Regions from separate parts of the Homo sapiens genome. Here region 2 is linked to region 1. A link is a contact called in ENCODE Hi-C or POLR2A ChIA-PET data. All regions are on one chromosome and are shown on one strand. The core of a region is the stretch at or near the end of the contact, and the rest is flanking DNA. Distances in the headings are between cores, read along the strand shown.

Region 1 (7,834 bases), core at 3,900-6,399:
TGTCAAGTGGATGAGAGAATGGCAAGGGAAGTGCTTGCTCTTCCCTCTTACCTCAAGCCGCGCCCACACAGCTCAACACCCTCCATGTGTGTCTGGAGAAGAGACCACCTGGTGAGCCCCAGGGAGCCGAGAGCAGGAGCCAGGACTTAAGGCTCCTCCCAGAAAACCGAAGCCTTGATTCTGGAGGGACAAGGGACACCCCAAGGGAAGTGTGTGAGCCTCCTGAGGAAATAGGGCTTGGCACCGAAGTTGGGGTGCTGCGGAAGAAGGGACTCAGAGAAAGTCAAGGTGGTCGTGGCTGTGGACCAGCTCCCTTCCCTGAGCTTGAGGCTGAAGCCTCAGCTGCAAAGTCCCCAGGAGACAGAGAGGGCCCTGGGGCAGCCACGGGAGAGGCCTGGGCGCAGTGGGAGCAGCTGCAGTGGCCCAGGCCACCCCCAGGTGACTCTCCTCCAGGGCAGACAGGGACCCTAACAGGGTGGGACAGACCCCAATGTCTCCAGAGACAGAGCAGGACCTGCAATTTAGGAAGAGCACAGCCGTGCTCAGCCCACGAAGCATGAATCCCGCCTTGTCTCGGGTGAGGTATGCTAAAGGGTTCGCTCTCGCTTGGTGCGAGCATTCTTCTGTGAATCCATTACGGGTCTCAAAGTCCTAATGCAGGGAACACACGCTCCCGTAGGCTTCTCCCAACGCTGGCAAAATAGAAACCTCTAAAATCTGGTCAGCCCTCGCGGCATCTGGTGCAGCTGTGACCGGCACGGCCAGGTGACCTCAGACGCGCTGCACACACCTGGGAGGCTGCAGAGGGGCAGCTGTGAAGTGGGGCTGTGACGCCCAGAGGCACTCAGGCATTCAGACCTGCACTGACCCGGGACAAAGACCTCAGCGTGGGGTGTTTTTCTTCCTTTCAGGAAGCCCCCCAGGCGCTGATTTGGGCCTGAGCTAGGCCTGCTTGAAGGAATGAATGAATGATGAATGAATGAATGCCCTCTGCCTGGCTTCTCCCTGCCAGTTTTCATATCTGGCTTTCTCTGGGCCTCCAGACTATTTTACAAAACGCATTGTTAGTCACGAGGTCTATCGCACCAGCAGCAGAAAATTCCAGAGAGAGTGGCAAGAAAAGTTCACCCGAGAAAAGGATGGGGAAATATTGGGATTCGGAAAACCACGTTACCGACCTTTGGAGCTGTCCTCTGAGCACAGGTGTCATGGTAATTAAGTGTCACTCCATGGAAAGAGGTCAGGAATAAACCTGTGTGTGTGCAATCGGTAAATTTTTCAAATTCCTCTTCTACACATGTTGTAAAAACAAACGAAGTTGAATCTACAAGATTTAGGACCCCGTGAGGATCAACCCATACAAAAATACCGCCAGGACCTTTTCTATGTTCTTGAGCAAATGCAGTTGTTTTGTTTTTGAAATTGTGTGAAACGTAATCCACATTTTAATGTACCTCCCATTAAAATTTAAGGTTGGGCACAGTGGCTCACGCCTGTAATCCCAGCACTTTGGGAGACCAAGTGGGAGGATCCCTTGAACCCAGGTGTTCGAGACAAGCTGGGGCAACATGGAGAGACTTTGTCTCCACAAAAAATAAAAATACAAAAATTAGCCTGGTGTGGCAGTGTGAGCCTGTCTGTGGTCCCAGCTACTCAGGGAGATTGAGGTGGGAGGGTCGTTTGAGCCCCAGAGATTGAGGGGTCAGTGAGCTGTGATCACACCACTGCACTCCAGACTGGGCAACAGAGGGAGACTGTGTCTCAAAAAAAAAAAAATAAATAAATAAGATTTTTACTTTAAGTTCCTATAGTACGTGTTATTTTGGTGTTGCTTATCTAGCCGTGTGTTTTAGTGTTAGGACTCTTTCCTAATGAGGCTTTAACCCTGGCATTTCACATACATTTAAACATGCGTGTTCAGGAAGGCTGCTGCCAGGCCTCAGCTCTTCTGAGTTCTCCCGCCCTGCATACACCCATTTTCAACCACTAGTCTGAAATGAATAAGGTGAGCTTCTAACATCTTGCTTAAATCCTCCTGTCTTCAAATATGTCTCGGCATATGAAAATAATGACAGAATAAAAGAGTCATCATCTCCCTTTAAAACTCACAATGCCTTTCATACAGCAATCTAAAATGATATATTGAAGCTGTCCACAGACGTGCTATGCCTGTTTCTGAAATACAATTGATTTATATTTATATTTATATTTCTCTTTATATTTCTAGAAAGACCAGCTGTAGCTGGTGCTCACACTTCATAAATCTTGCTCTCAAGCTGTCCCAAGGTTATTACATTTTCAGATAGCCGAAAGAACAGGAATAAAAACACCTGGAACACACAGCCTGCCACAACCCCATGTAAGAGAAAACCAGCTCCTCAAATATGTGAGAGTCTTTGTTGTTGTTGTTTTTGTCAAATTACTGAGTTAATTTATCTGGTATTTTCAGGCAACAATTTAAGCTGAATAAATCATGCCAGGTCTTTAGCTTCTGATTGGTGGAGAACAGATTTAGACACATGACTTCTGGAAAGTATAGGCTCTTGCTGTGTATCAGTTGGATGATGATGAGTAGAACTGGCAGAATCCGCCTCAGTTTATGCAACAAGTATTAGGGACTGTGCACTATGGTAGACATCAGTGGGGGCTAACACATGTTTTAACAGTTTTCCAGAACAGACGTTTGCAATGTAGCATTTAAGCCCCTTGTAAACAAAATGCTACCAAAACTGGAGAAGACAGCCATCCTTTTTGGAAGCTGTGCAAGGAAGGAGACAGCTGAGAAACAAGGGCAAGGAGGCGACTCCAGAAAGGAGTGGACTACGCCAATGATGAGCTGGGAATCCCAGCTAGAGTCTCAGCTAGAGTCCCGAGAAGTCTCTCAGATGGGCAAGCTGGGAGACGCTCAGGCAGCTCCCGGGACAGTGGAGGCCAAGTGGGAAGTGAACTGCGGCATAGAAGACAGCAAAACGTTACACTGTATTTTGTTTCTTTCTTTTCTTTAAATTTTTTATGAGACAGAATCTTGCTCTGTCACTCAGGCTGGAGTGCATTGGCGCAATCTGGGCTCACTGCAACCTCCGCCTCCCGGGTTCAAGCAGTTCTCCTGCCTCAGCCTCCCGAGTAGCTGGGATTACAGGCGCCCACCACCACGCCTGGCTAATTTTTGTATTTTCAGTAGAGACAGGGTTTCACCATGTTGGTCAGGCTGGTGTTGAACTCCTGACCTCAGTTGATCCTCCCGCCTCGGCCTCCCAAAGTGCTGGGATTACAGGCATGAGCCACCGCGCCCGGCTAGTATATTTTCCATTCAACATAATTCTGCCAGTTCTAGTCGTCATCATCCAGTCTACTCTACTCCTCTACCGAGCACAACCCCCTTCTTTAGAAAGCCAGCAGCATTTTGTATACATGGCAGGGTATTGAGCAAATATTTTGCCATGGGAAAATTACTTGGGAACTTCTAAGCTTCCTAATAAAACTATAAGCACTTCAAGGGCAAGAATGACATCTATTTTCTCTTAACATACCCTGAAATGGACGGCATAGTATTTTTGTACACAGTAGACACCAAGGAATTTTTAAAAAGTAATGGTACGTTTGCTGTATGTGAGGAGCCTACAACATAGTTCTATAATTTTTTGCTTTGATAGCAAGTTTAGCAAACATGGTAGCTTTCAACCATACAAGAAAGATGAAGAAAATGAGTATCCATAAACGTTCCTCATCAGATGAAGACTCACGCAGGACATAAAATGTTATTCTCTAAATATGGAAAAAGCATCAAAAATACATGATGCAAATAAAAATAAACTGTCAACAAAAAGCTTTAGTATCAATTAGTTATTCTAATGCAAATTCAATTTATCAGTGAAACAGAAAGGACTTCCTGATCACATGAAAGCACACATTTGAGAGCTTGTGTGGGTCTATTCAGATGAGCTGTGTCGACCTGGAAACACCGAGGCACTCACGGTCTGTTTCCTTCCTTCACTTACAGCAGCAATCCTAAGTTAACCCGGAGCTCATTAAAATACATATTCCTGGGCCCGACCCCAAGACTGTGGGGTGGTATGCCAGGGTGGGCCTAGGACTCTGCATTTAATTTGAATTCTCAGTGTAATGTGTGCAGGTGGCTGCAGACCACAGGAGCCAGCTTGTCCCCTCTCCTGGTGAGCAGGTCAGGGGGCCACGGCAGATGCTTGGCTTGGGAGTTGGGCGTCCAGCCACCAAGGCAATTCTGTCCCTGCTAGGACTCTAAACTGATCCAGGTAGCTTTGTTTTGTTTTCCGTGTGTATTGACCTCTGGAGCTTTAGGTTTCTTAATCAGGCTCCAGGTGAAAAGCAGATCTGAGTAGAGCATTTCTCTGTCTCTCTGGGTTGGTGGTCAGCCGGGAAGCAGCCTAGGGCACCTGCACGGAGTCTGCGGGTGGAGCTGCCCTGAGCTCCATCCCTTCCCAGCACAGGGCATTTTGCTCTTGCCTGCAGGGCAGCATGGGCACACCTTCCTACCTGGAAGGAGCAGGGCTCTCTGGGAGCATCCCGTGTCACCAGATGCCCCAAAAGACGGGCCGCAACACCAGCAGTCCCCTGAACTGCTGAGAAACCTCCCTTTCTCCAGCCTCCTGCCTCCCCCTCATCTCTGCCTCTGGGTCCTTTGTTTCCATGTTCTATCTCCTCTTTATTACTTGCCTTTTTATACATTGTATATGTGGTCTCTAATGTAAAATTAAACAGGTAATTTGGTTAATCACTTACTATGAATAAAACTTCATTTTCTTTCTTGACCTTTGGAAAATTGGGGAGCTGAATATTAATCCCTTTACTCTTAAAGGAAGTGAATTGATGTAAACATAAATCGCTAGAATAACTCTTCTGGCCACCACGCCTCCCACCCCCCACCCCGTGCTGGCCTCCTTTCTTGGGGCTCAGTAGCTGCTGTGGTCGCTGCCTGCACCTCCTTCCCCAGCTGCACCCCCGGAAGTGGGGGTTGGACGCGGGGCAGCTGGGGCCGCACTGGCCTGGGTGCCTGTCTCAGGTGAGTTCGGAGGGGATGGGAGAGGAAAGGAGCAAAGTCTCCCTCGGGGCCAGTGGGGGAGAGCCCACCCACAGGAGATAGGAGATAGGGCTTTGGGGACTTCCTGAGGCTGTTGAGCGGGCAGCCACACTTTACCTCCAGAGTTTCTGAGCCAGGTCGCCTGCAGAGTGACAGGAAGTGGGGCCCTGGTTTGCTGGCCTCTGTCTGAATCATGCTAGACTGCTCTTAGAGGCCCAGCTCATTATAAATCCTGGCAGCCAAGAAGGAAAAAGGGCTGGATCCCCATACAAATTTTGTTCCTTAAATCTTTTCAGATTTAGCTAGATTCTCATGGTTCTTCCTCAAGTCATGGGCTCAAGAGTGAGGTTGCAAACACCTAGTTAATCCCCAGGCCTGTGCTGAATCCAGCCCACTCCTCTGAGGTCCCGGCTCCTGCCCGTTTCTGCACGCTTCTCTTTTTAGATCAATTTCTTTATCCTTCCTTTCTGCACTTATATTACTTGAACAAATGACAACGAAGAGGAGGGAGACTGTCTCTCCTGCCCTTTCTTCTTCCTCTCCTTCGCCTTCCTTGTCATTGTCATGCTCTTACCAAATTTCAGTAATTTCACCTCCACACCTGCTTTCAGATTCCTTTGTGGGGCCTTCTAATCTTCCTCTCTAACACTTCATTATCGCTGGTGTCATTTCCCCCCAAACTTTACATTGGTTTATTTATTGCTAATATAAATTACTAATTAGTTCGAACATATTAAAAAGCACAGATAATAATCTACAAGACAACTGGCTTATCCTTTTCATCAAAAAAAGTAACACATTCTGTTATTTGTATAAAATCTCAAAATATTTTTAAGAAATAAAACCATGCAGAGACAGCCAATTCCCTCCCCTCCCCGAGATTAGAAGATAACATTACCTGGCTTCTATATGTCATATAATCCCACGTAATCATGACCACATGTTCTTTTGTGGATTTGAAAATTTTAAAGAAATAGAATAATACTATATATATTCATTTGCAGTTTGCTGGTTTCCATTCAACACTGTTATTTAGAATTTTGTCCATGTTGATACACAAAGTCTGGGTAGTTTAACTGTTGTAAGTAAATCATAGCGTAAATCTATAGCCCTACTCATGGGGAATTAGTGTGTTTCCCTCCTTTTTTTTTGTATCAAAACTTTTACTCGATAAAATATGTACACCTAGTTCAGTAGTGCTGAGAGGGAATTCATACCCTGAAATACTTATATTAGAAAGCAGGAAAAGTCTCAAATCAATAATCTAAGATCTAATTCAAGAAACCAAAAAAAAAAGAGCTAAATATATACAAACAAAGTAGAAGGAAGGAAATACCCAAGAAAGAAATCCCCAGGCCCACATGGTTTCACCGGAAATTTCTACTAAAACAGTTAAGGAGAAATTTATGGCAATTTTATACAATCTCTTCCAAAAGTTAGAACAAGTGGGAACACTTTCTAACTCATTTTATGAGGCCAGTTATCCTGATACTGAAACTAGCAAAGACTATACAAAAAATGAGAACTATAGATCAATATCTCACAAACACTTAGAGGCAAAAGTCCTCAACAAAATATTAGTAAAGTGAATCTAGCAACACATAAAAAAGTTATATACATGGCTAAGTGGAATATATATCAGATACTCAAGGGTGGGTCAGCATTAGAGAGTCAGTCAATCAACTATCCATCATACCATGAAGTCAAAGAAGAAAAATCTCATGAACATATAAATTGTCCCAGAAAAGACATTTGACAAAATACAACACACATTCATGAATAGACATGGACTATTGACTTGATAAAGAACATCCATAAAAATCCTATAGCTACATCATAATTGGTGGTAAAAACTCAGTGCTTTGCCCTTTAGGTCAGAATAAGGCAAGTTCTTGCAACTCTTATTGAATATAGCACTGGACATTCTAACCAGTACGGTAAGATAAGAAAAAGAAATAAAAAGTATATAAATTGGAAAGAAGAAATAAAACTATCCAATTTGCAGATAACATGATGATCTACATAGACAATCCCAAGAAATCTACCAAAAAAAATCCTCCTAGATCTAATAAGGCAGCTCAGTAGGTTGCAGAATGTGGACTGACACATAAAAATTACTCACAGTTCTACCTACTCCACAATAAACGTGGAAACTGAAGTTAAGACACAATGCCATTTAGAAATGCCCCAAAGAAAATAAAACACTTATGTACACTGTAAAGAAATTTCAGATTCAGAATCTGTGCACTGAAATTTATAAAACATTGATGAAAGAAGTTAAAGAAGACCTAATTACCCATAGAGAGACAACCTGTGATCATGGATTGGAAAACTCAACACAGTAGAACTATTAATTCTCCCTAATCTATACATTTGAAGAAATTCCTATCAAAATCCCAGCAAGGTTTTTGCACCCATAAACGCGCTATTCTAAAATTCATATGGAAAGGCCCAGAACCTACAATAGCTAACATAAGTTTTATAAAGAATAATAAAGTGGAAGGAAGTCACTCCACCTGATTAAAGTTGACTATGCAACTACAGTAATCAAGACAGTGTGCTCTTGGCAGAGAGACTGACATATAGACTAATGGAACAGAATAGAGAACCCAGAAATAGACCCACAGCAATAAGTGGAAACGGTTTTTAGCAAAGGTGCAAAAGCAATTTAATGGAAGAAGGATCACCTTTTCAACTAATAGTCCCGGAGCTATTGGACATTCGTTGGCAAAACCCAAACCAAACCAAAACAAATAAGCCTCAACCTAAACCTCACAC
Region 2 (7,834 bases), core at 2,439-4,938, 99 kb after region 1:
CTGAATGAACACATCAAAAGATGCTCAAAGCCATTAATCATTAGACAAATTCAAGTTCGAACCAAAAGGAGATAACACTACACATAAATGAGAATGGCTTAAAAAAATGCCAGTACAAAATGGCAGTGCTGATGAGGACGTGGGGCCACTGAAAGCCTCATCTGTTACTGGTGAGAATGCAGCATGGTGCAGTCACTCTGGACGAGTTTGGCAGTTTCTTATAAAGTTAGTCATATGGATACCACTTAACCCCATAATACAACTCCTAGGTATTTACCTAAGATAAATAAAAACATACATCTACACCAAGACCCACGTACAAATGTCTATAGTCCCTATTTTTATAATCAGTTCAAACCAGAGTATCTCAAACATCCACCAGCCTGTGAACAGGTAAACAAATTGTGGTACATCTACACAGTGGGATGCTACATAGCAATAAAAATGAATGAATCGCAGACACAGGCAACAGTGTGGATGAAAAAGTCATTATGCTGAGGGAAGCTAGGTGCAAAGGCTGCATACTGTATGATTCTATTTATATGATATTCTAGAAAGATAAAACTGTATAATCCAAATCAGATTAGCACCTGCCAAGAGCTGGAACTGGTGGGAGTGGCTATTTGTGGATTTAAGGGGACTTTTCTGTGATGGAAATTGTCCATGTTGGTTATGGTGGTCTCACAACTGCATCCTTTTGTCAAAGCTTATAAAACTCTACACATAAAAAGGGCGAATTTTTCTACATATAAATTATATGTAGAAATGGCTGGGCACAGTGGCTCAAGCCTGTAATCCCAGCACTTTGGGAGGCTGAGGCAGGGGGATCACCTGGGGTCAGGAGTTCAGGACCAGGCTGGACAACATGGCAAAACTCTGTCTCTACTAAAAAATACAAAAATTAGCCAGGCGTGGTGGTGGGCGCCTGTAATTCCAGCTTCTCGGGAGGCTGAGGCAGGAGAATCGCTTGAACCCGGGAGGCAGAGGTTGTGGTGAGCTGAGATCACGCCACTGTACTCCAGCCTGGGGGACAGAGCGAGACTCCATATATTAAAAAAAAAAATTGTACCTTAGTAAGCCTAATATTAAAAAATAAAAGAGGGGAGAGATTTATTTATTGGCTTCTTTCTTCTATTCTATACAAACGTACCCACCTTTCCCTTAGCAGCCAGGTTTTCACAGTGAATAATGTGGGAGGGTCACAGAGAGAACTGTTACTTCCTGCCCTCAAACCAATGGTTGTTGACTAAACTCAATTTATATTTGCACAAGTAAGAAGCACCACTAGAGGCTTCCCCAGGACACAGCTTCCCAGCTACAGTGCCTGTGAGCAAGAAACAACCAAAGCAATTAGGTGGTCTGGCCAGTTCCTCTGGCAAGAACAGCTGAGGTGTCTTATAAAAGTGATCATAGTTTCACGTGTGCCAGAACATGAGCAGTTAGGAGGTACAGTAAGATCTTTGTAGGATGCTGTAACATTTTGCAGATTCTTCATATACTTGAATTTCATCCATCCATCAATGCATCCACCATCTGCATATTTATTCATCTGCAAATCCATCCACATATTCATTTATTCATTCATCTGTCATACACCCACCCACCCACCACCCACCTATCCATCCACCCATCCATGCATTCCATCCATCCATTCATCCATCCATCCATCCATCCATCCATCCATCCATCCTTCTGCATATCCATTTATTTATCTGCAAATCCATCCACATATCCATTTATCCATTCACCCATCATCCACCCACCCACCACCCACCCATCTATCCACCCATCCATGCATTCCATCCGTCCATCCATCCATCCATCCATCTGCATATCCATTTATTCATCTGCAAATCCATCCATATATCCATTTATCCATTCATCTATCATCCTTCCACCCACCACTCACCCAATCCATCCATCCATCCATCCATCCATCCAGCATATAGTCAATGAGCACTTAGAGTGCCAGATATTCTGTTAGACACTGAACAAAGCAGTAAATAAGTTTAGAAATGTCTTATTCTCAATCTAGAGGAGCATTTCAACAAATATGCCGGAAATCCAGTGTCGTAGGTTCTTTGATGGAAAAAGTAGAGATGGTATGGAAGAATATGATTTGAGTACTTAACTCAGACCCAGGCTAAGAGAATGCTTCCTGAAGTCATGTCTTATAAACCAAGATTTGAAGGATCACTGGAAATGAGTAAGGCAAGGACACAGTCTATGCAAAATCTGGAAGGTTAAAAAGTGTATGATAAGTTGGAAAAACAGAAAGAAAAATATGGCACATCAGCGCTGTTTGTGTGGGGTATGTCTGGGGGTTAAGGTTGATGGAGGCAAGCTGAAAGTTGAGGCCTGGGGACTAAGATGAACTTCATCTTGAGGACAAGAAGGCTTAATGCAAGAGAATGTTCTATGTTTTTAGGAAAATCACTCTTACCTTGGGGGAGGAATTGAATTAGAAAGGGGATAAAACTGGAAACGAGAAAATAAATTTAGAGCCATATTTGAAAGTAATGAAACAGAGTTTCTTTGAAAATGGTTTGCACATCATTTTTAAAAACCAATTCAAAGTGTATTAATCAATTATGTATATTTACCATGGACAATCTATAATAAAATATTAGGTCTGTAACAAAATCTTCAGTCTCTGTAACGTTGGAGTTGGCTTTTAGTGTCCCTGAGATAGCATTACTTACAGCTACTTCTGGGCAGGCATTACTTTGCAAGGATTTGTAGATAAGTCCAGTGCCACAGTTTATTAGGGTTAGACCATGGTGAAAGGCTGAAGAAACAAATCTTAATTTATCAGAGGTAGAAATATCTTCAGATTATTTATATGCTCACCTTAGAAGGGGACAAATTGAATATTCCCCTTTAGTGGTAGTACTTCTCAAAGCTATTGCAGAAGCGTTAGTTGCTTTGGTTAGAAGGCGTGTTGCCAGCACAGCAGATGGGTGGCAGTGTCTGGATTTAGCTTTCCTCCCCTTACCTAGCATGAGCAAACAGCACTGTGACGTCAAAGGAATCAGAGTATTGTTAGAGAGTCAGATATGTTTAATATTGCAAATGTCATTTAGAAGGTATGTAATGAAATTTAATTTTAATTGTATTATACACTTTGACCTATCCCAGTTATAACAATTACAATTTTATCTTAAAAACATTACACTTGGGATAATTGTGGAGTCATATAGTCATACTTAGAATATGTTAGAACATATTAGATATTGGCTAATATCCTAGATATTAAATAACATTAAAATAACTTCATAATTACTAGGTCATTGTTTCTTCTTAAGAATTTCTTTGTGGTAGTTAGATTTAACAAACCGATTCAATTGTGTAAGCTGTGGTCAGATGGAATAAAATGGAAAGGGATATTCAAGAAATTAACTCTCTTAAAAAAGGAATGAGGTAAAATAGCTCCTTTGATCATTGGCTCTACAAGTTTGGTCCCTGGACCAGCAGCGTCACAATCCCCCAGAAACACACTAGAAATGCCCATTGCGAATCTGCTGAAGTGCTCCCCCACCCCGACAACCCCAACCTGCTGAATCAGAGCCTCTGGGGGTGGCCCAGCAATCTACATGTTAGCAGGCCTTCCAGGAAGTCCTTAGAGACTCAGTGCCTAGGTTTTTACCTGGGCTGATCATGGGGGCAGCCTCTGCCTGGCATGGACTGAAATTCCAGACTCAAAAGCAGGTGTTTAGCATACATCATGTTGTTTGCAGAAGCAGTTTAGGTACAGTGAACACCACCTTCGTCCGTTAATAGCGGTGGGGACCCTCCCCAAACCCAAGTTCCCAGATGCCAGACAAGAACCAACCCAGTAAGCGGGTCTTTCCAACCACAGCAGTCAGGCCTGAAATGTTAACTCTTTTCCACACAGTCATACAGGTGTCATAAAATGAGCTGGCAGGATTTCTTCCTTTTCTATTTTGGAAATAATTTGTGAAGAATTGTTATTATTTCTTTTCATATTTTGGGAGAATTCAAAAATTCAGGACTGGGATTTTCTTTGTGGGTAGTTTTAATTATTAAATGTAATTACTAATAAACTTAATTACTCTCTCTTTGTTATAGGTCTAATCAGATTTTCTGTTTCTCCCTGAGTCAGATTTGGTGGTTTTTGCCTTTGTAGGAATTTCTTCATTTCATATGAGTCATCTAATTTCTTGTCACACAGTTGTTTATAGCATTCTCTTAGATCCACCCCCCCCTCCCCCCGCCTTTTTTTTTTTTTTTGCAATGTTGTCTTCCAGAAGAAGTTTGGAGCTGTAATTGCAACAAAATTTGATTGGATCTGTGTTGAGGTTATAGATTAAATTTGGGATAATTACTACAGCGTATTTACAACTTTGGTCTTCATTGCTGCCTATTGTCTGTTTACACAACCTGTCTATATACTTTGTATAAACAGGAAGCATCTACTTAATCTTTGATTAACTCATAGGAAAGTTATTTATTTTTTATGTTAACCTTATGCTGAACTAACATTATGAAGTCTTTAATTTTTATAAATATTTAGTGTTTTCCTCTAAAACTTTAGACAATAACTCCATATACATAAAAATGACAGTTTTCTTCTCCTTTCCAGTGTATTGTAGCTTTTCTCTTAACTTCTTGCTATATTCTACTAATGGCAATGAGAGTGTTTCATTAATTGTCTTCTTTTTTTGTCCAGAGGTCATTTTTGCCTTCCTTTATCTGGTAGAAGTATTTCAGGAAGTTTTGTATTTCTCTTTGCTCCAAAAGAGTTTAAATTATAAAAGAAAAAAAAAATGGTGAGTTCCCTGTGAGCATGATACCTTGTCTGATGTTTTAGCGTCATGCAGAGTGTGCACAGAGCATTTCATTTTCTCCTTGTTGTGATGTGCTTGCTCATATGTTCCCTCTCTTTCCAAGTAAAGAAAGGCTGGAAAACTGCATTTTCCTATTACCTCTATTTTTTCAGCATGATAGGTATAAAGTTGTAAATTCTGCCTTAGAATTCCCATACCACCTTAAAATTTCCTTCTTATTTGTTAATTTCATTACTCACTTGCTTTTGTATCTTATTTTTTTTCACATAATATTGAGGATATTTATTTCAGACCTTAAAAAGACTAAACCGTATTCCATTTTATTAAACTGCTCTTTAAAAAATTCACAGCAAATAAATGGATTAGTTTGTAATTTTCACCATACTAATTAGATCTTTGATAAACATTATTTTTTTTTTTTTTGAGACAGAGTCTGGCTCTGTTGCCCAGGCTGGAGTGCAGTGGTGCAATCTCGGCTCACTGCAACCTCCGCCTCCCAGGTTCAAGCAATTCTCCTGCCTCAGCCTCCTGAGTAGCTGGGACTACAGGTGCGTGCCACCATGCCCGGCTAATTTTTTGTGTTTTTAGTAGCGATGGGGTTTCACCATGTTCGCCAGGCTGGTCTCGATTTCCTAACCTTGTGATCCACCTGCCTCGGCCTCCCAAAGTGTTGGGATTACAGGTGTGAGCCACTGCACCTAGCCTTTTTTTTTTTTTTTTAGAGCAAGAGTTTTTATTGTTGTTGTTGTTTTCTTTTTTTTAACTTTTAAGTTCAGGGGTACATGCATGGGTTTGTTATATAGGTAAACTTGTGTCATGGGGGTTTGTTGTACAGATTATTTCATTACCCAGGTGTTAAGCCTAGTACCTATTCATTATTTTTCCTGATCTTCTCACTCCTCCCACCCTCCACCCTCCTATGGGCCCCAGTGTGTGTTGCTCCCTTCTGTGTGTCCATGCGTTCTCATCACTTAGCTCTCACTTATACGTGAGAACATGCGTTATTTGCTGGTGAGGCTATAGAGAAAAAAATGCTTATACACTGTTGGTGGGAGTGTAAATTAGTTAAACCATTGTGGAAGACCATGTGGCAATTCCCCAAAGACCTAAAGACAGAAATACTGTTCAACCCAGCAATCTCATTACTGGGTATATACCCAGAGGAATATAAATTGTTCCATTACAAAGACACATGTACGTGCTATGTTCATTGCAGCACTATTCACAATAGCAAAGAAAATGCTGTCAATGATAGACTGGATAAAGAAAATGTGGTACATATACACCATGAAATACTATGCAGCCATTAAAAAGAACAAGATCATGTCCTTTGCAGGGACATCGATGGAGCTGGAGGCCATTATCCTTTGCAAACTAAGACAGGAACAGATAAACATGCTTAATAATAAATCTTTGTGTGTATTATTGACTTTTATCCTTAGAATTAATTGCTGTAATTGTAATTGCTGTGCTAAAAAGGAGTAATCGTATAACTTTTGGTATATTTTGACAATTTGACTTCCAGAACACTTGCTCCATTTTGCTCTCCTAGCAATTTTAGAGCTCCTATTTATCTAAATTACTGACAAATTTGGTTTTTTTCTTTCCTGGTAAATTTGATGGTGAAAATTTGTGTTATGTTATTTTTCTGTGTAATAACACACAAAATAATGTTTGGTAATACTGCTTGTGGTACATTTCTGATTTCAATGAGAATATCTTGTGTTTGGCTATGTAGTATAATGTCTCTTGCTCTTACATATGTTCTTTATCATGCTAAGGAATGTTATTAGGTCTTTTAAAATAAGAAATGGAGATTTATTTTTACTACAACCTTTAAAAAATCTTAGTCATTATATTATTTTTATTGATGTAATGAATTAGATTAAACTGTTTCTAGTTATTAAACAAACCATTCTTGGATTACAGTAATAAGCCTAACTTACTGTGGTTGATCAATAAGCATTTGTTTGACAAACATTTTTGAACAAATCATCGTTTTCTATAACACAGGATTGCATTTGCTTCTAAGTTACTAAGGTTTGCTGTATTAATGTTATGTAGGGAGGCCGAGCGAACGTTTTGATGTTGTCTTTGTACGTTTTGGTGGTGGAGCAACACCATGACTTAGATGCTGCTATTTTCATCCCCATTTTGCCAATGAAGAAACTGATGGATATGGGGTTTAAATGACTTCCTCGAGGTCTCTCAGATGTAAAGGGCAGAGCTGGGGTGGAATCTAAATGGTCAGAGTCCGGGTTCCATGCTTTTATCCTCTGCATTGTAAGAGCAGAGACAAATGGTCTGTAGGGAAGACGAGCCTTCTCTGTGCACTACGGTAGGCAAGCTGCGTTACTAAAAAGACAACGCTCCAAGAATTCACCACGCAAGTTCTTTCCCTTAGACATATTTTCCATCAATTGTTTAAAATTATGCCATGGTAGAGTTTTAATTTTCTCCTGTAAATTTCTGGTTGTGTTTTTTCTCTTTTATTGACAAGAAAAAAATATATATCTCACACATCCTCACATGTGTCCAGAATCGAACTTGTAGTAGCTTGGCATTATATCCCTGTTTCATGAATAATACACTGTAGCCCTTTATAACATCCTCAGTTAGTTTTACAAGAAAGGGTGCAGTTTCTGCATTATTCCGTAGTTGAAGGTGTCTTTATTTAAGACTTACTGTGATTGATAGCTTGTTTGGGCGTAGAGTAGGTTCAAATCAGTCCCGTGTGTTGCTGGAACCACGGTCAAGGCGGGTCGTTTTCTCGGTCACACACCGGAGGCGTCTTCTTCTCCCCGGAAGCTGCCATTTTCTCTCCCTGTTCTCAAATTTCTTCAGAATGTTTCTGGATGTGAATCTTTTAAAATTTATCTTGTCTCTAAGTGAATGTTTTGATTCTCAAAACTTCCGTTCATCTTTAGATCTGTGGAGGAAGTCTCTTCTATTATTATTTTTTTTTGAGACAGGGTCTCGCTCTATCTCCCACGCTGGAGTGCATGTCGCCATCTCTGCTCACTGCA

The links. A loop is a pair of places that touch in the nucleus more often than their neighbours do. ChIA-PET counts read pairs that join two places held with the same protein, here RNA polymerase II (POLR2A). Pooled maps may share reads with other maps.
Region 2: a pooled map shows a loop between it and region 1 (2.9-fold over the local background). The contact joins two enhancer-like sites. A Hi-C loop is called at or near these places in 8 of 168 maps with a recorded cell type or tissue (Caco-2, Calu3, MCF 10A and 5 more), 2 of 37 single-sample maps with no recorded cell type and 12 of 50 pooled maps. POLR2A ChIA-PET finds 5 or more read pairs at or near these places in 13 of 52 experiments (CD4-positive, alpha-beta T cell, CD4-positive, alpha-beta memory T cell, GM12878 and 10 more).

The regions. Positions count from the first base shown.
Region 1 is chr18:77,119,547-77,127,380 of GRCh38, forward strand. All of the region lies in intron 1 of MBP (myelin basic protein), which reads right to left. Among named protein-coding and RNA genes, the nearest start is that of MBP, 9.3 kb to the right of the region's middle. RefSeq lists enhancers at 106-714, 715-1,323, 3,809-4,742, 5,121-5,180, 5,221-5,330. Within about 2 kb of position 5,150, at least 10 of the 41 ENCODE cell types and tissues checked have a DNase peak (open chromatin) inside an H3K27ac peak, as active enhancers do.
Region 2 is chr18:77,219,698-77,227,531 of GRCh38, forward strand. No RefSeq gene overlaps it. Among named protein-coding and RNA genes, the nearest start is that of GALR1, 26 kb to the right of the region's middle. RefSeq lists an enhancer at 6,893-7,834. Within about 2 kb of position 3,689, at least 2 of the 41 ENCODE cell types and tissues checked have a DNase peak (open chromatin) inside an H3K27ac peak, as active enhancers do.